2 separate regions of the Homo sapiens genome follow, and region 2 is linked to region 1. Evidence: read pairs that join two places in POLR2A ChIA-PET (ENCODE). Cell type or tissue: MCF 10A. All regions are shown on one strand. Each heading gives the region's core, and the rest is flanking DNA. Links, peaks and the distances in the headings are about the cores only. Region 1 overlaps TEAD1 (TEA domain transcription factor 1). Region 2 overlaps TEAD1 (TEA domain transcription factor 1).

The links. Peaks named below come from ENCODE experiments on the same cell type or tissue, not always from the same donor. Only the 100,000 strongest peaks of a DNase experiment are listed, where the experiment ranks them.
Region 2: POLR2A ChIA-PET joins it to region 1 with 5 read pairs; 7 of 35 experiments call an interaction of 5 or more read pairs at or near these places.

Annotation. Positions count from the first base shown.
Region 1 is chr11:12,823,017-12,832,681 of GRCh38, reverse strand. All of the region lies in intron 3 of TEAD1 (TEA domain transcription factor 1), which reads right to left. It overlaps LOC107984313 (a long non-coding RNA gene), which reads left to right. Exons shown (of 2, transcript XR_001748136.3): 1 at 1-4,875; 2 at 6,019-7,418. Among named protein-coding and RNA genes, the nearest start is that of TEAD1-AS1, 95 kb to the left of the region's middle. RefSeq lists an enhancer at 3,723-4,361. In MCF 10A, for the core only: no CTCF peak of the experiment used is centred there; a DNase peak (open chromatin) is centred at 4,171.
Region 2 is chr11:12,719,944-12,729,608 of GRCh38, reverse strand. All of the region lies in intron 2 of TEAD1 (TEA domain transcription factor 1), which reads right to left. Among named protein-coding and RNA genes, the nearest start is that of TEAD1, 50 kb to the right of the region's middle. RefSeq lists a silencer at 3,653-3,947. In MCF 10A, for the core only: no CTCF peak of the experiment used is centred there; a DNase peak (open chromatin) is centred at 5,068.

The sequences.
Region 1 (9,665 bases), core at 2,697-5,196:
CCAGTAGCTGGGGCATTCACTGAGAATCAAATGGTTCTTAAATTTTAATAGAGTGCAAAAGGTTAGCTTCATAGAGGTTGAACATTCAAGATCTTTAAAAATGACTGAAGTGTCAATAGGAAAGTTTTGAGCTGTGACAACAGTATAGTTATTAATGATTAGTGCAAGAAGCAGAAGGAAACCTTAAACTTAATGGAAAGAGGAGAAAAATAAGGTCTTACCAAGAATGTATAGATTAAATTTGGTCTTGGGAACATTATGCCTTTTCTCACTTTGCTAAGAAACAGTTTAGCTTTGAGGACAATTTATCAAAAACTTGGATTTTTCCCCCTAGTCTTCTATGCCGTATTTATAACCCTTGTTGAATGCTTGGATTAACTGAACAACCGTCTCTGACAATGTTTGATCTCATTTTTTGTTAGTTTGCTTGCTTTCAATTTAGGGATAAACAATCCTTCATAGGCCCCCAAATTATGAAGATACAAATGAACAGAGCTTAGAAGCTTAGAATTGTAAACAAAAAACCTGTAACCTAATATATTTTGTGTGTACATAGTAATCATTTTAATCACCATGAGGGTTGGGGGTGGGGGGACAGTGTGGTTTATTGGGAGTCAGAGACGTGGTGTGAATCTGAGGTCTGCCACTTACTCACCATGGCACTAGGATCAGTTCCACAGTGCTAAGAAACTTGCCGGGGGGCAGCTTTCCTACCTCTTAATACCTGTTGAGAGCAGTAAATCTCCTGCCTGGCATATCAATTAAAAGTGCAAATATCTGCATCTTACATGCTATTTAAAAACAAGTGGCATATTTCAATAAGTAAAAAATAAGTAAATGTATTATTGTGCAATATAAATATTATAGGCAAACTGAGACTCTACATTTTTTTTTTTTTTTTGAGACAGCGTCTCACTCTGTCACCAGGCTAGAGTACAGCAGCATGATGATCTCGGCTTGTTGCAACCTCTGCCACCCAGGCTCAAGTAATCCTCCCACCTCAGCCTCCTGAGTAGCTGGGACTACAGGCACACGTCACCACACTTGGCTAATTTTTAAAATTGTTTGTAGAGATAAGGTCTCACTATATCAGCCAGGTGGAATATTTTCCTTTGGTAAAACAAACAAACAAAAAACACAACAACAACAACAAAAACACCTCTAGAACCCTATTTTTAAAAACCATTTCAAACAATAATTTCTTGACTATACAAGAGCAAGATTTTTAAGACACAAAGACAATAAGGCAGAGCATCTGCCCTCAAGGAGTTTGGGGGGAATATGTACTCCTCAATTAATGGCAAACAAGGCAGATCTAAGATCAGCTCAGGGCACTGGGGGAATTCAGGGAAAGAAGAAAGCCCTCAGCTGGCAGAGGGGGCAGGAGAAGGACAAGCTCTATAGGAAAGAATTCATGGAAGAAACAAAATTTGAGATGGGCTCTGAAGAAGGGTAAGATTTAGACAGGGCTGGGGAGAGTTAGAAGGAAGAAAACCAGACAAGGAAGGCTTCCTGGAGGAGGAACCATGGAGTGGTGAAATGGGAACCAAAGAAGGAAGAAAGTAAGAAATTTCAGGCAGAGAGAGCTTCGTCTGCCAAAGCAGTTGCTTCAGTGGAACTGAACGGCTGGAACTAGCCTCCACAAGAGCAGAGAACAAGAGAGAAGGAGGGTCATGGGCTCACCATCACCAGCACTGAGGTCCTGCGGCAGATGAAGGGCAGGAGGAAGAAGGGCCTGTCCGTAAACCCAGCCAGAGGGAGGATAGAAAAGGGAAGAGAATCAGCGGATGGGGGCAGAGATGGGTGTCTCCCTCTCCCTACACCTTTTGCTTGTTTTTTCCCTTTAAAAAACTGGCTCGTTTTTCCCTTTAAATAGGAATTACAATGTGAATGTGCATGTGCATGTGCATGTGCGTGTGCGTGCATGTGTGTGTGTGTGATTGCAAATATAACTGACACAAAATATAATTTATATATAATTAGTGTATATACATATATTTATACATATTATATACACGTTAACCAGGCTAACAGATTTTTTTAAAGGATGAGCACGTTCTAGATTTTGTTTATTAAGACCACGTGAGCAGCAGGCACTCAAGAACAAAGGGGCTGGGCTGTGTCGTGTGGGGAGGCTGCAGTCTCCCAGACAAGAGGAGGTCCTGAGAGCCTGGGCACCACTCCCTGCCTGCTTCTAAAAAGGAGGGTCTCTGCAGCCAGATGTAACATGAAGCTACCCTTCAGGAGCTGGTAGGAGAGGCCAAGACTCAAGCTGCCTAAAGAGGTAGCCAGGTTTGGGTTGAGTCTTCCTTAAGGCCTAGGACTCCTTAAGTCTTCCTACTTCTGGGCCCCTTGCTCATCACAACACTGTCCACTGGGATGCCCCCCACTGCCAGCCTTTGTGGATCTTCGTAGGTCAGGTATCCTCTGACCTCACCTGCCAGGTGAGGCATGGTCTTGCCCACTCCCCAAGATGCTGTCTTCCTTTGTTTATTTGGTCTTTGAAACCTCAATCACCTCATGGCTCTCTGAATTCTCTCCTCTTAGCAAGGCTAAGCTCCTCTATTTCCCAATGGCTCGGGGGCTTTCCCACAGCCCCAGGGGTCCTTTGTCTGATGCCCTTCTGGCCTCTGTGTCCATGCACCTGTTCTCCCTCTATCTCTCCACTCCCAAGGCCCAGCTCAGGAAAATCACCTCATCAAACCTCTCTGACCTTCTCAGAAATGTCCCTGCCCTGCTCTATGGACAGCTATGAACTCCTACCCTACCCAACCCATACATGTAAATGTCTTGTGCTGGGTGTTATGGAGAAATAAAGATGGCCTCAACAGCCCCTTGATGCCAACACCCAGGTATTCCTGTCTCAAGAATTATACAAGAGTAAAGCACCAGATACAGTCTTCAGGATACAGCAACTGCTCAATTGCTCAATCTTATAAACACCTGACTGAGTTCACTGGGCCTACTCTCTACAACTGGACAGTAAAAGGCTAGCAGAAGCACACACCATGTATTCCTGCTTCTCCACCTTTCATGCTAACAGTGGAGAGCTCAATAAATACATGGATAAAGGAAGAAAAATGTTTAGCCAGAGGATCAGTATGAGCATTATCAATGTTCCAAGTCAGCAAGAATAAAAAACAAATTCAAGGTCCTTTCCTTCAGTTTGGATTTTACTTCTAAAGGCAAACATTAGGGTAAGCAATGTTTTCTGCATTAGTCTCAGTTGACACTAACTGGTCAGGAGAAACCAGTTGCTCCGAGGCATACTTCAGGGTCCTGGGTGAGCATGGGATATGTCAAGGCCACCTGGGTTGGGAGAGTTTAAGGGATGCTTACACAGAGGGAGGGAGACGTTTGGTAGGCAAGGTCATTTGTTCATTCATTCTCTCACGTATGTTTTGAACAATTGCCTTGGGCCAGCCACCACGGAAAGCTCTGAGAATTCAATGGTATGGTAAATATGAGTCTCTGTCATGCACCTTCTTTAGGGTCTACTGGGTCAAAATCCGCTGGATAAAAATCCTGCCTGCTGCACTTCCGTCTTGGGGAGTTTCTCTGGATCAGAGCCTCTGCTTCCACCACCACTACCTCAATCAGCAATAACAAACCGATGGCTCTTAAGGGCGAGGGGGCTAAAACCACAGAAAAGGAGATGGAAAGAGGAAGCAGGAAATTTTCTTTCCGATATTTAAAAATCCTCACAAAACAGTGAATCTATGCTTCATAAACATTATCATCTGCAGAAATATACACAACAGAATTTAACTAATTTATTTAAACTCCAACTTGTCCCCAAAACAGGCAGGTTTCAAGAAATACGGGGTAAAAAAAAAAAAAATTCAGGACAAAAGAGTCAGGAGTAAGGCTATACAGAAAAAAAAAAAAATGCAAATCAATAAGAAACAAGGACTCCATGCTGACGCCAGTTAAGGAAAAGTGAGTTAGGAAACCATTCGCTTAGATTTTTTGGTTAATAGGTACCATTTAAAAAAAAAAAAAATCACTCAGTTAAAAAAAAAAAAAACCCACACTCCCAAGGGCTATGCATATTGCCTGACTTCAGTTTTGTGAAAACAAAAGCTGTATCTTTAAGAAATTCAACTCAAACATCAGCTTTTGAAACCAAGGTTCAGCAAACAAGAGCCAATAAAAATGCTGTAACTTGAAACCAACCCACACAGCACAAAAAGAAAGGAGAGAGGTCTGCCCGGGTCGCCCTCAACACACCCTTCTAACTTGGTTCTAGAACAGCAGTGCCCAGTTTGCAAGACAAGAAGCTAATTGACTCGAATGTCTGCTGCATAAGCTATAAAATAAGTACATAAAGAACAATATGAACATACAGCGCCATCAGTTACATAAAAAGGCCTGACTGTCCGACGCCACACTGTGCACCGAACAAGCACAGCAATTGTTTCAGCGGGCTGCACGGAGGAAGAATGAATAATTAGCGTCCTTGTGAATCAAGTCTCCACCAGGAAGAGAGCTCCATCCTGCAGCAGTGGCACGGCAGCACCCTCAGCCCGCCAGAGTCAAGCTGGGGTTTTTAAACGTCTTTATTGACAATCAGGATGCAGGCAAACATATTCTTCAGCCAAGTAAACCGACAACTAGCTCCACTGTGGTCACTGCTCATTGGCTGGAACACCCGCTTCTTGTCTAAAGTCTCACCAACTGCTACTTTCCATTACCAGGAAATGTCATTTTCCCTCACTTGTTTATTTTTGCATTGGCTAGGAATACAACAACTTCTGCTAAAGGTGGAGGGGCTGTGACAAAAGCATCCATTTGAGCTGTCCTGGCACAACAGGCACAACACAAGAAGTCCCTAAACGTTTCTTTCCAGAGAGTATGAGTAGAGGGAAGCAAGGAGTAAGTATCTTTGATTCTAGGATTTTTCTCCTTCTCCCATATCACCAGTGTCAAAAGATGTCTCACTTCCTCCTGCAAATGTGATAATAGGAGAGCAGGATGTGTGGACTGTCACTAGGACAAAAACCCACTGAAAAACCACTGGAAGTGTCTGATGCGTTTGACAGTCTGCAAAACAGGCAACATAAAGCAAAGGAATGACCATAGGACCTAGAATCAGTAGATGGGATTCAAATGTCTGCTGTCTCTCAAGAGCTGTATCATTTTTAGCAAGTCATTAACTTATCTGGGTCTTACTTTTCCTACTTGTAAAATAGGGATACTAAGTGTTCTCATCCACACCAACACACCCACCCCAAGCCTAGGGTTGTTGACAGAATGAAATGAGATTATACACAGGAACTTCCTTTGATATGAATATGATTCTATAACTTCATCTATTTGAAAACTCAGAAAATGCTGGGCACAATCCCAGTATCTCATGAATATTTACTATTTGCTTAGCACTGAGAAAGCCCCTAGGAGATGCAGAGAATTAAAAGGTACAGTTCCTGACTATGAAGAACTCATGGACTAGTAAAGTCAGGATATGTAAGTTCAGGGCTAACAAAAACTCAGGCATAGTCCACTGCTGATAATTACTCTCAATGCTTTTCCCTCATCTCACTTAATTCTTCACTACTCAGGAAAATCCACTGAGTTCTATCCAGAAGGCTTACAGCCCTAAAAACAATAACAACAGAATTGATAAGTGGCATCTCTCCAGCACCCAGAGGTATTCTTGGAGACAGAGAGTTGAGAGGAATTCCCTATTGCCCTTGAGTTACTCTATGAATTCAAACCATGGGAGTACAAGAGCCCCAAAGGAAATCATGTCTGAAGTGACAAGAAGAATTTGCTGCCAATCTTTCAATTAAAACTTTTTTAAGATAAGACTCTACATGCAATGCCTAGGAAAACCTAGTTCAGGAACCTCTAGAGTCTGAGCCCTAAGCTCACAGGTCTGAAATCCAAACTGTAATATTACTTAATAATGGGTTCCTATATGCTAGGTACAAAGCACTAAACATTTACACACATTTTTTCATTTGATGCTCAAAGCAACACTAAGAGAAAAGGAATTTTCTTATCTCTATTTTGCAGATGAAGTGAAGGATTTGATGGAGTTAAGTAACTGACCCAAGGTTTGCAAAACCGGTAAGAGGTGAACCATGATTTGAACCCAAACAGGTTGATTTCAAATCCCATGCTAATTTATCACACCGTGATTGTTATATTACTCTCACTTATGTCTATTTCCCACTCTGCTGTTCATTTCTGGAAAATTACTTAGTCACACTGTTTTATTTGCAGGACAAAAACCACTATGGATTCCCCACTATGGAGGACCCAGAGTTGACAGGGAAAGTGTAATCCAAGGTACAAAGTCCCACAACTTTATGTACTTCTCCAAGGAACTATTTTCTCCTGAAAGGTTTGGTGAGTTCGAAGATGTGACAGAGACCTACAAGAGCCCAGAAAGTGGTAATATTTTTGAGTGGTAAGTAAAAATATGTTCAACCTAACTAGGAACAAGAGAATATAGTTAAATAATGTGCTCACTTTTCACCCATTTTCACCCACTGAATGAGCTAGCAAACCTTCTCGAAAAGTAATTTGACATGCTGTGCTTCCAGTTTAATATCTAAGAACTCTTTGCCTAACTCAAGGTCATGAAGACTTTTTATTATGTTGTGCTAAAAGATTTAGCTTAACCTTCTACACTTTAGCCTAGGATCCATTTTGAGTTAAATTCTATGTACCGTGTGCGGTAAGAATTTAAATTTACCTTTTTTGCATGTGGATATCCAATTGTCCTAGCACTATTCATTGAAAAGACTATTGAATTGAATTGCTTTTGAATTGCTTTGGTACCTCTGTAGAGAAATCAATTGACAATAATGTAATGGTTTATTTCTAGACTCTCAATTCTGTACCATTATCTATGCTTACACCACTGTCTATCCTTACACCAGTAACACACTGATTTGAATAGTATAGCTTTGTAGTAAGTTTTGAAACTAAGAAATATAAGACCCCTAATCTTTTTTTCTTCCCTTTCCGAATTGTTTTGTTTATTCTAGGTCATCTACATTTCTATACTGTTAGAAACAGCTTGACAATTTTTTTTAAAAAGATGCATACTAAAATTGTATAAGGATTGCACTGAATCTACAAATCATTTTAGGAAGATTTAACAATATTGAGTCTTCCAATCCATGAACATGGGATAACTCTCATTTAGCAATAAACTAGTCTTGCACTGATTTTATTAAATTTATTCCTCAGAATTGTGTTCATAATGTGGGTTTCAGATTGCTTGGTGCTAGTATGTAAAAATACAATTGATTTTTGTATACTAATCTTTTATCCTGTAAGGTTGCTGAACTCATTAGTCGGTTCGTACTTTGGGGGAATCGGGATTGGGCATGTGTTCCTTTAGGTTTTCTAGTACAGGCTCAATTCATCTGAAAATAAAGAGAGTTTTCTTTCTTTCTTCCCAATCCGGATGCCTTTGATTTCTGAACCTGCAGTACAATTTTAAATATAAGTAGCAAAAGTGGACATCTCTGCCTGGCTTCAGATCTTAACAGGAAGCCACATTAATAAAGTGCATGAAGAAGCAGTCCACCCAAGCTATTATCTTTCTTGAAGACTTTACGAAACAGAACTGGCTAAATATTTTCTTATACTGATGAACCATGATCACATACAAATAAAAAACGTACTTAGAAACTTTAAAAAATGAGTGTGTGTTTTAAATTAAGAACAGAATCAAAAATGTCATCTAATAGATGAAAGATAAAATTACTCATAACAAATATATGAAAAAACAGCACCATCTCATGTAATGAATGCTCGAAGTAGAGAGAAGGAAACAGAAGGGAGGGCAAACAAGGGCAGCAACAGTCCGGGAGAGACTGCAATCACTGCCAGCTTCCGAACAGGCTCCAGGTCAGCACGGTTCTGCCAGGCCAGGAGCCCGGCCCCATCAACCCTCTCTACCTTCTACTCACCCCAGAGTTCAGGACTGGGAGGAACTGGCAGGAATGGGGCTCTAGCAATCTGGCCCCAACCCTCACCCCCATCACCCAGCTAGGAGTAAACTGGTAATGGCCTGGAAGACAAGGAGCCTCCAGTGGGAGCTCTCACTCAGCAATTTTCACACAACAGTCTCTTATCTTAACAAAGCAGCCGGACTTCTTTTTGAAAACTTGGTTCCCGGATGGAAACAATCGGGCAGTATCCAACATTGTTTGAAAGAACACACTGGTTCCAAAGACCTTGTTTTCTCTGAAAGGTGAAAGTTTAGATTCCCCAGCAAGAGGCATAGCTGGGTGTTCAGAATTTGACTGCTGGAGGAAACTGCCAGCTCTGAGGCACCCTCTCTCTCTATCCTATACACAACTTCCAGCCTGGAGCACAGCACCTGCCTAGAATAACTACTGCGTACACACTTAGGCAAGTCTGCAGACAACGGCTGAATATTTACTGTATGCAGAGCCCAGTGTCCAGTGTAGTTATTTTTAATTTCATATATTCCATTATACTATGCAATAAACCTGATAAGGAAGGATGAGTGGAGGAGTAAATAAAGTAGACATTACAATTGGGGATTTCACAGAAAATACTGTTTGAAAAATGACTTCCTCAAGGGATTTAAAATCTTGTGAGAAAGGAAACAATGAAGAAGTTGGAAATGCAGACAGAACTAGAGTTCATATTCTTAATTTTACAGACGTTCTCATTTTCTGGTGTCTCGGAGAAGTGAATAGCCCCAATCACTTAGTCTCCCCCAAAATTAGAATAAATGTCTCCCTGGGGTAGGGTAGGTGAGCCTTTGTGAACATTCTACCACATTTTATGATGGGAACTCTTCAGTTTACATCCCTCCCTCTCATACCCACTGTATCCCTCAACAACTGTCACTCCTGCCTCTGTAATCTCTGTGCCTGGGACATAATAGTTGCCAAGGAAATGTATCTTCTTCCTTTCCTCTGCTAATGGGATTTTGGACAAAAAAATCTGACACTGGACATATCCCCAACATAACTCCAGTGATGTAACACTAGTGCATATCCCAGCTTTGCACCTTTTCCCATCCAAAGGTTGGTGCATTATCAGAATGATCTGAAGGAAAAATAAATTATTCACATCAAGGAAGCACCTGCTCTCTCTTTCCTCCTGCATGTCCCAACTAGAAAAAGCATCTCTTGTGCCAGATGGAAAGAAAAAGAGGCCAGGGTGTCTGAGAAGGTCCCCAGCATGCCCACCTGTACAGCAGCCTGGGAAGCCTCAGTATCTGACCTGCCCTGGGAAATGACTTCCAAACGCCTTCAGGGACTAGGCACTTCTCACAGGTAGGTACCTCACTGAGGTACGTTGTTGATTCATGGCAACCTTGTGAATCAACCACTACCTATGAAGTGGGAACATTTTAAAGGCAAGAAATCAGAGCTCAGAAGTCAAGTAACTTACTCAAGATCACACAGCTAGCAAGTGTTGGCCACTTTGGTTTGCCATTTAGAAAAGACCCTGAAGCTCCATGCACAAGTCCTACAAGGTCTAATTTGTCATTATACATTCCCTGAAGAGCTGAGGGGGATAGCCTGATTAGCAAGGTGAAGGAGAACCAGGACAGATGCTCTCTCTTCTTCGCTGCTATGAGCAAAGATGAGATGTGCTGGGGGAATGGAAACTGCAAGACAAGTAAAAATTGACATATGTAAAAAACAAAAAAACAAAACCAA
Region 2 (9,665 bases), core at 3,637-6,136, 100 kb after region 1:
AATGGATTTTCTCCAGTTTATAAGGATGAGTCTTGATTTTTCACCATGATTACAAGTTTTAACAAGAGAACCTAGGTTTCCATCTTTCTCCACAATCCCTAGTGCACGCTGAGCACCTATTACAGACTTACTGATGATCTCACTGAACCCTAACAGACCCCTGCTACTTCAAGTGTAGTCCATAGACCAGCATGGCATTGCCTGGGACTTTCTTAGAAATGCAGATTCTTAGACACTGTCCCAGATCCACTGAATGAGAATCTGCATGCTTAACAAGATGTCCAGGATTCAGAAACACTAACAAGGTGATGCTGACGCTGCTGTTGCACAGACTACCCTCAAGCAGCAAGAGAGAGGCCTGGGGAATCTCGTCCACATGATCTGAAAGCCCAGAAAAGGGCCCTAGTCATTCACTCATTCACTTACTTATTCAGTTATCCACTCATTCAATAACTATATATGAAGTTCCTACATTGTGTGAGGTACTTTTCCAGGCACCAAGTCCTGTTCTAGCAGATGTCACTGAATGGCAAGGCTCCTCTAATATTAGAGAGAATCACTCATTACAGCTGCCTGCCCTCAGAATTCAGCTAAAAACAATGTAAGCACTTCTAAAGTCCAGCTCCTCCAGCTTTGCAGGTGTCAGGGCTGATACCTCTTCACAAAACATCCAAGAAACCACCCACACAATAGCCATGGTCCAATGGTTTGGGCACAACCCCTTTATATTTCTACAGGTGCTACATTCCAAAAAATGTTTTTTCTTATAAAGCATGGCAAGAATTCTACACTTAGGGAAGAAAAGAGGTTAAAGAAGGGCCTTATTTTTCCCTGGGGAGAGAAAAGACTAAAACCTCTTTCAGAGAGGTTTACATTTTTAAAATGTATTTATTTTATCAACCACAGGCTTGCAAGTCAAACATCTCCTCAAAGACATTTTGCAGACAGAGATATTCTGGAAACACACTGGAGGCAGCTTATTTATCTGCCGCTATTACAAGACTAGCCCGAAGGGATGAGTATCAGATGCTATCTCCCACTGAAATGACTGTCTGCCTGCCAACTCTATGCCAGGTCACAGCTACCTTATACCCCTCAGATACCCCCTGCTCAGTGCTGCCGAATTGTCTCTGCCCCACTGGTCCTCTGAGAGCCTTCCAACTAACCGGGGTCATTCTCTATCAGGGAGGGCTATCTGTGTGCTACACCTTTGAAGTACATAAACCAGCAATGAAAAGTGTAACTAATATACAGGTGCAACATTAATATCGAATGTTGCCACGGTGTTAGAGACCCCTGGGGACTGGCAGGATCCTATGCAAACTCAGATCCACAGTCTCACTGACCAAAAGAGAATCACAACAGAGTGCACTCCAGGCAGCTACAACTGTCCCTTAGCTCCCTCCTTTGCTGTCTTTAACTCAGTCATCCTTTAAATCACGTTTAGCAGTTAGGAACACTATTCAGGTCTCCCACAGTCCTCAGGCTCACCTCTACTACGGCTTGGTCACACTGCATTCTGTCTCATTCCCAACTGAGAGCACCTTGAGGGCAGGGGCTGTGTCCTGCCCATCATCATCCTACCAGCCCAGCAGATGCCTGACACACCCAGGTTTTCAGGAAACAGTGGTATAATGGCAATTCATTCAAGCATTTAATGAGTGTGGAGTTTCAGGAATACAATATGAAATACTTGAAGATTTAAAAAAAAAAAGATATGGATATTCCTTGTTGGCCTTTGGAGACTAAACAAAACAAGGAACAAGGACTATGAAAGCCTGGATACAAACTTGCATGTAAGGGTGAGGGAATTCCTAGAGTAGAGCAAGCCAAGTGCAACAGAAAAGGAATTTTCTTATCTACGGCATCTCACACAGATCCACTCCCACTCTGTAATTCATTCTGTGCTGAATGCATTTCCCACACTTCGACCTTCTATTTTATAACTGGCCAGGTTTCTTGTCTGTCTTTTGAACTATCGGTATACAGTACAGAGTATGGTATATATGGCCTTAATCCCAAATTTTTATTACAAAGAGAACCATGGATCACAATGGCTTCATACTTAATATTTTTAAAAAATGCTTTTCCTAGGCATTCTGACTTTATCCTCAGTCCCCACTGTGGGATGGGTGTTAGTTAAGGGGATGTCAGAAACAGGGCAGCAAGGTTCAGAGATGCGAAGCGCCTACCACAGACTATGCCCCAGGGCCCACAGGACCCGATTCACAGCTCTTCATTCTAAAACCCCCTCACTCCAACAATGGAGCTGCCTCTCCTGCGTCAGTCTCTCCATCCAGCATCCCCACCCACAGAACTATAATGTGAACCACAGTTGTCATTTTACAGTTTCTAGTAGACTCATTTTTTGTTGTTGTTTTTGTTTCTGTCGCCAGGCTGGAGTGCAATGGTGCCATCTCGGCTCACTGCAACCTCCGCCTCCCAGGTTCAAGCAATTCTCCTGCCTCAGCTTCCCAAGTAGCTGGGACTACAGGCGTGCACCACCACGTCCAGCTGATTTTTGTATTTTTAGTAGAGACGGGGTTTCACCATGTTGACCTGGCTGGTCTTGAACTCCTGACCTCAAGTGATCTGCCCGCCTCAGGCTCCCAAAGTGCTGGGATTACAGTTGTGAGCCACCACACCCAGCTGACTCATTCTCAGACATAAAAAGAAACAGGTGAAATTAATTTCAATAACTTATTAACTCAACACATCCAAAAATTATCCAACTTATAATCAATATAAACAAAATTATACATTTGTTTTTTGAAACAGAGTCTCACTCTGTCACCCAGGCTGTAATGCAGCGGAGCAATCTCAGCTCACTGTAGCCTCAACCTCCCCAGGCTCAGCCTCCCAAGTAGCTGGGACTACAGGCGCATGCCACCACGCCTGGTTAATTTTTGTATTTTTTGTAGAGATGAGGTTTCGCCATGTTGCCCCTGCTGGGCTCAAGCAATTGGCCAGCCTCAGCCTCCCAAAGAGCTGGAATTATAGACATGAGCCACCGTGCCCAGCCCAAAATTGTTCATGATGTGTTTTACTTTTTTTCCCCCCATACTAAGTCTTTGAAATTCAGTGGTCATTGTTTACTTATGACACATCCCAACCCAGATTAGCCACCTTCCTAGTGCTGAATAGCGCACAAGGTTGGTGACTCCCCCAGTGCACAGCACAGGCCTAGAGCAACCACTTCTTACATGCATTTAAGTCTCAGAGCCTAGTATCTGCGGTCTCCAAGCACATACAACCTTTTACCAACTTCAGTTGGATTTGAGAATTATGACGTCCCAATTCTCAGCCAACACAGCCTCTCCATTTTTAGAATGACATTCAGCAACATCCTTCAAGTCTCACCAGAGGTACCACTCTTTCAAGGAAACCTTCCCTAACTACCTTCTCCCACTCCAATAGTTATGTGCCCCACCTATGTGCCTCAAGCTACCCTGACTTCACTCATCACTGCCCTTACCATGCCATGCTCATTCCTGCTCAGCCGTGTCATCTGCTATTTTATGTTCCTTGAAGACAGGACTGTGCCTGTTTCATTCACAGCCTAAGCCTTATCTCCCAGCCCAAAACTGGCTCAATAAATATTTGTTGGACGCGTGGAAGGATGGTTGGGTAAATGAATGGAATTCTTCCCAACACAAAATCTCTCACTCTAGGCCATAGTTTCCTCATTTGTAAAATCTCCATGGTTCCTTCTGGCTCTGAAATTCAATAAAACCATGCACAGTGATTTGTGTTGCTTACACCCGGGTGACAGGACTGACTGGGACATATGCACTTAGCCTTCCTGTACAACCAGCTCGACCAGGCATCTGACACAGGAAGGAAAACTTCTTAGACCACAATCTTCAGGGTTTCTTTCTCAGACCACTGCAAACATTTTGCTTTTAAGTCTCCAGAAAGCATCCTGTGAATTTCCTGTTATTCTACTGAACTACAGAAATCTGTATATTCACTCACATATTTTTTAATTTTTTTTTTAACTGATACGTAATACTTTACGTATTTATGAGGTGCATGTGATATTTTGTTACATGCATGGAATATGTAATGATCAAGTCAGGGAATTTAAGGTATCCATCACACTGAGCATTTATCATTATTATGTGTTGGGAACAATTCAAGTCCTTTCTTTTAGTTACTTTGAAATACACAATACGTTGTTGTTAACCATAGTCACTCTAGTCCGCTGTCAAACTCTCACATGACTCTTGAAGAGAATTTATATATTTCTTATGCAGAAAAAGTTTCATTTTGTCCTTAATGAATGAATGTTATAAAGAAATTGTAAGGTCAGGTTTTAGACTCTAAAGTCCAAGGTTTTGTCCCCACTACCTTTCCACCGGCTAGCTGCTTGATCATGGACATTCCATTTAACCTCTGTGCACCTCGATTTCCTCATCCATAAAGTGGGGTAACAATATATCCAATTCAGAGTTGTTTTAATGCCAGAAAGCCTTACACACTGTAAAGGGCCAAACCAACTTTAGTTACTGTGTAAACTATTTCTTCTGAGGCATATCAACAGAGTGACAACACAGCCACCACCAAGCCCAGGCCTGGGGAACTCAAGCAAAGGCCAGAGGAATCCCATGTGTACTCCCAGGCTAAAATCAACCAGGCCCCAGAATCCACAGCCTCATAAAGCAAAGCCCCAGGGCACTGCCCAGGATCAAGGTTAGGGAGCAGCCCCGGAAGCACAGGCCTCGCCAGGTGAACCAGGCACCTGGCCTGGCAGGTGGGGAAGGCTGCCTACTGGAGCACAAAAGACCAGTACAAAGGAGCCAGCCTTCCAAGGAAAGGAGGGGCGAGGAGGAGAGGGCAGGGAGAGGATGGGAATTCCCATCCCAGAGTAGGGCCCCCACTGAGCAGGAGGTTCTGCCCTCAAGACAGGCCAGGGAGCCGGAGAAACAGCCTCACTGGCCTGTTCTTTCCCCTGCAGTGTTTCAAAGGCACCTGAACTTTCCCAAAGGGGTTCTGTCCATTTCAAACAGGAACTAGGCTTGCGTGTGCACGCGCATTTTATGATTTCAGAAGAAAGCACTCGCATTCAGAGGATGAGTCATCAGCACTCCTTGTCAATTTGCCAGCGGCCTGCCCCTCTTCATTACAAACATAAAGATAAAAGCTCTTGCACTACATTAGCTGGCATACGCCTCCACAGACAGTACAAATAAATTAATTGTGCCTCATCTCAAACAGCCCGAGAGGTGTGCGGGAAGGGAAAATGTGATCCATCTTGTTTCATTAACAAATTAAATTGAAATCGAGCCTCGATCATTCTACTTTATGTACATAGACCCAGTTATTCTGCCAATATCGGATTCTCCTACTATGCGCATAGTGGGGCAGCATTACGGAGAGCCCACGAGCTCAATAAACTACGTGCACACCCAAGAGAGTGTGTGTCTTTCTCAGTGTTTGTTGCGGAGGGGACAGTGTGGCCTCAGGGGCCACTGGAAGGCTAGACTTGGGCTTGGCATCACCATGAAGGAGCCTGGGGAATAAGAATCATCTATCAAATGCTGAGCACCACTGCAAAGGGGAATGTGTTTCAATCATTTACCCCAGGCAAATAAACAAACCAGTTCAGTGGCCATGGTATGTATAGGAGAGTAAAAGAGTTTGTCATCAAGCGAACTCTGTCATACTGAGGATGGCGAGCATTCCAGAAAGAACAAACTTATTCAAGACCAACTTGAAAAACAAGTTGGGCTCCCTTGCACCACAAGCCAAGATTACACCCTCAAACACACCTTTCTAAGATTTCGTGGGAGACGTTTGCTTTTGCAAAGCAGTTACAGGCAATGTGTTACAATACTGTGATTTTCTTTATCCTCACTCTGTACTACATAATTTAGGCAACCTACATTTTATAAGTTGAAGGAGCATGACTAAAAGCTGATCCTTTTATGTTTTATCTCCAAAAAGACAACAACAGGGCTTACAGGGGAGGAGGGAAACAGGAAATGGGGGGATGGTAGAGGGAAAGAACAAAGGAGAATCTAAGGAGAAGAGGAAAAGCCCCGCTACTCTCCAAATACCGCCCTATTAACTTATGACCTATAAGGAAGTTAAAATCACGAACAGTTAATCCAACCACAAAATATGTCCAAAGTATTTATTTTACAGATGAATTCTGGGTTTGGTTTTTGTTAGTTTGGTTTGTTTTTTCGCTGTAAAATTCAAGAGTCTGAAAAGCTCTACACAGAAAATCTGACCTCAACCACAGCTAGGTCCTGACTGTAAGAAAACAAAAATACTAAGTAAAATCTCAAAACATAGTAAGTAAAGCCATACTCAACCTTGTCATAATCCAAGAAATATCAATTAAACGATGTGCACCATTGAGCCAAACTTTTGTAAAAATTATACTATCTAGTGCAAGCCAAGATGCTGAAATTGGTACCTTCACGCACTGCTGGTGGCATCATAAACTGGTACAACCCTTTTGGAAAGCAATTTAGCAATATCCATTGAGAGCCAAAAAAATAATTGTGCCCTTTAACCCAGAAATCCTGCTCCTGGGAATTCACCCTAAGGAAAAAATCCACAATAAGCACAAGGCCATATCCCAAAGTATTACTTATAATAGCACAGAACTACAGAAAAAAAAAAATCTAGATGTCCAACAGTAGATGAATGGTTAAGTAAATTCAGCCTGTGGGATGATAGATTGTAAGATCATTAAAAATCATCTTGAAGACTACATAACCATTTGGAAAGCATTTACTTAAGGTTTACTGAAAAGAGCAGAATACAAAATTGAGCCTACATATGATTACAGATACAGAGAAACATGCCTGCATACAGACAAGGGCTAAAAGTTAAAATGAAAACAGTTGTGTTAGGGTACTGAGCTAGTTCTGGATGAATTTTTTCCCTCTTTTGTTTGACTGTCTTTTTTGCGGTTATAGTGTATTTTTGTGAAAAAAAAAAAAAAAGAAAGAGAGAGAAATCACAGGGTATATATGCAGCGACTCAACTCACATTCAAATAATCCATCAGGAATTTGGGAAACCAATTTGTATGTTATTTTTTAGCATGGACCAAAACCTAGCCCTAGAGTCTCTATCCTATACTCTGCCTGGGTCTTTCCAACCATATCTCTCAGCATTACCCACCTAGCAAGGCAGGCTGATGAGGAAAGGGATGTTACCGGATGACCTATTCAAGGCTGCCTGCATGAGGTTTCTTGAGGAACAGCGAGTGTAGAAGCACCTGGCTCAGTGCATGGTGTGCACTCAGGAAGGAGTCTTCCCCTCTTGCGTTCTTCTTCCCTCCCCTGTAGGAACAGCATCCATTTACTGAGGAGATGACCAGGTTTAGGAGATGTGGAGACAGGATGAGATCCCAGATCTGTTCTGTTCAAAAGTCCTGGCCCATCTTGTCACTGTAGCTTCGAATTTCAGAGCCCCTCCACTCCCTGGGAAATAGTTTCCTCCTTAAACTGAAGAGGTTAAACATTCTTCCAGCCTGGTGTGAATATGACACTGTTTCATCCATGTGTGGTTCACAGACCACCTGCAACCAATTCACCTGCACTGCAGGCTAAAAGCTCAGACAACTGGCACCAACCCAGACCCAGTGAATCAGAATATTTAGGAGTGAGGCACCTGAATCTGAATTTAACCAGCCTCCCAGGCAACTCTTACGCACAGGGATGTTTGAGAAGCACTGATCTAAGAATCATGCAAACATCTGCCAAACACTCAAACTCATACGTCCACTGTCCTATCAACAGGAAAACCTGCTGGACAGTGGGGCGGGGGGCTTGAGGAGTGGGTATATTTAGAAGCTTGTACTTGCTCAAATGAGTATTTAACCCTAAAGAGTTAGGATGTTCAAAAGGGAAGAACACAAGAGAGTGATCTATATTTTCCAGACTTTTTTTTTCTGTTGAAATAATTCCTGGGCTAACAGACGTTATCCAATTTCACATGTCCATGCTTAGCATAATGCTGGGAACATAATGTGTATTTAGAACTGTTCGTTGAAATAATGGGTGAATGAATGAATGAGTGAGCTGACAGAGAGTATCTACATCCAACTATATACAGCATTTATTTTCTTTGTTTGCTTATTAACCTGCCCCTTCTCTCCTCCCCACTATAGTGTCAGCTCCAGGATGCTGGGGATAGGGGTGTGTGCAGATCATCCTTCTTACTCCACAAAGTAACCCCAGCTGCTAGAACAGGGACTGGAGATACTGTGCCCTCATACACAGTGGTTGCATAAATGAACAGTAGGCACTCGCAAGAGCCAGAAAAAATGTGGTGCTCCTGAACCTGGTCATCTCATTAGTAAATGGATGCTGTTCCTACAGGGGAGGGAACAAGAACGCAAGAAGGGAAGCTTTCTTCCTGCACCTGCACTGAGCCAGGTGCTTCTACACTCACTCGTCCTCAAGGAAACCTCACAACTACACTGCATGGGAGACTAGTAACTAGCAACGATTAAATGGTTTGTCCAATACACCAGGCAGTAAGTGAGAGTCTGGACTCAGAACCACATTCTTCTGTCTAACTAAACACAGGGTAGTCAAACATGAAAAATAAAAGAATACAAGAAAGTATAACCCATAAAGAATACAAGGTCCAAAGGAAATCCAAGGTACACACAAGACTGAAGGTGCTGGATGAGTTAACTTCTGAGAAGTTGCCCAGAGGAAGTGTCGGGGCTGACCTCAGACAAGTCATGGTCAGAGAGTCACATTTTCTGAGGACTGTCCCTTTAGCCTGGGAATGCTGGGAGAGGGTCTTGGCTTGGCACCTTGGGGCCCATATCTGTTCCTTAAAGCAATAATGGCAGTGCTGATGCCATTCTTCAAATTATCAGCAGCAACAAACACTTCAGAAGCAAATGGGCTTTAAACTCAGACCACTTACAGAGCTCTGCTGGTTACAATTATTGGGCACCTTCCATAGCACCTCAATCTAGTCAAGAGTTGATTTTGAAATGAAATTGGCTTGGATTCAAATCCTGCCTTCACCATTTTCTGACAATGAGACCTTCACCTTCCAAGCCTCAGTTTCCTTATTTATACAGGGGAGTAATAATGCTCACCTCATAGAGTTGTTCTGATAATTAAATAATACATTTAAAGTACTCACCAGGGGCCTGGCATACAGTAAAGTTGCAGTAAATGATATCTGTTGCAGCAGTTACTATAAGCATTGTAGAATTTGATCTGAACACCAGAATTTTCCCCAAATCACAAGCATGCAGACTATCTATGTATCTATATGTTCTGCATTCTCTACTAATTTCTTCCCAGTCCACATAAAAACACTTAATGTATTAACACATGACCTTAACTGTTATTTTTAATAGTCAGAGTAAGTGCCTATTCCTCTCTCTAGAGATCTAACTTTTTAATGATTTCCACATTAGATTTAACATTAAATTCAAATTGATCCATAAAGTAGTCTAATTGGAAATTAAATATGCCATAGACATTATTCCTGACTTAATTAGCAGAGCAACATTATATAATGAGAGATGCCCCTCACTACCAGGAGAGACCAAGGCCAGAGCTCCACCTCAGCAGATTACTGGCTATGAGATCTACAAGACACAGCATGGCTGGGTCCCCCCCCAAAAAAAAAAAAAAAAAAAAAAAAAAAAAAAAAAAAAAAAAAAAACATTAG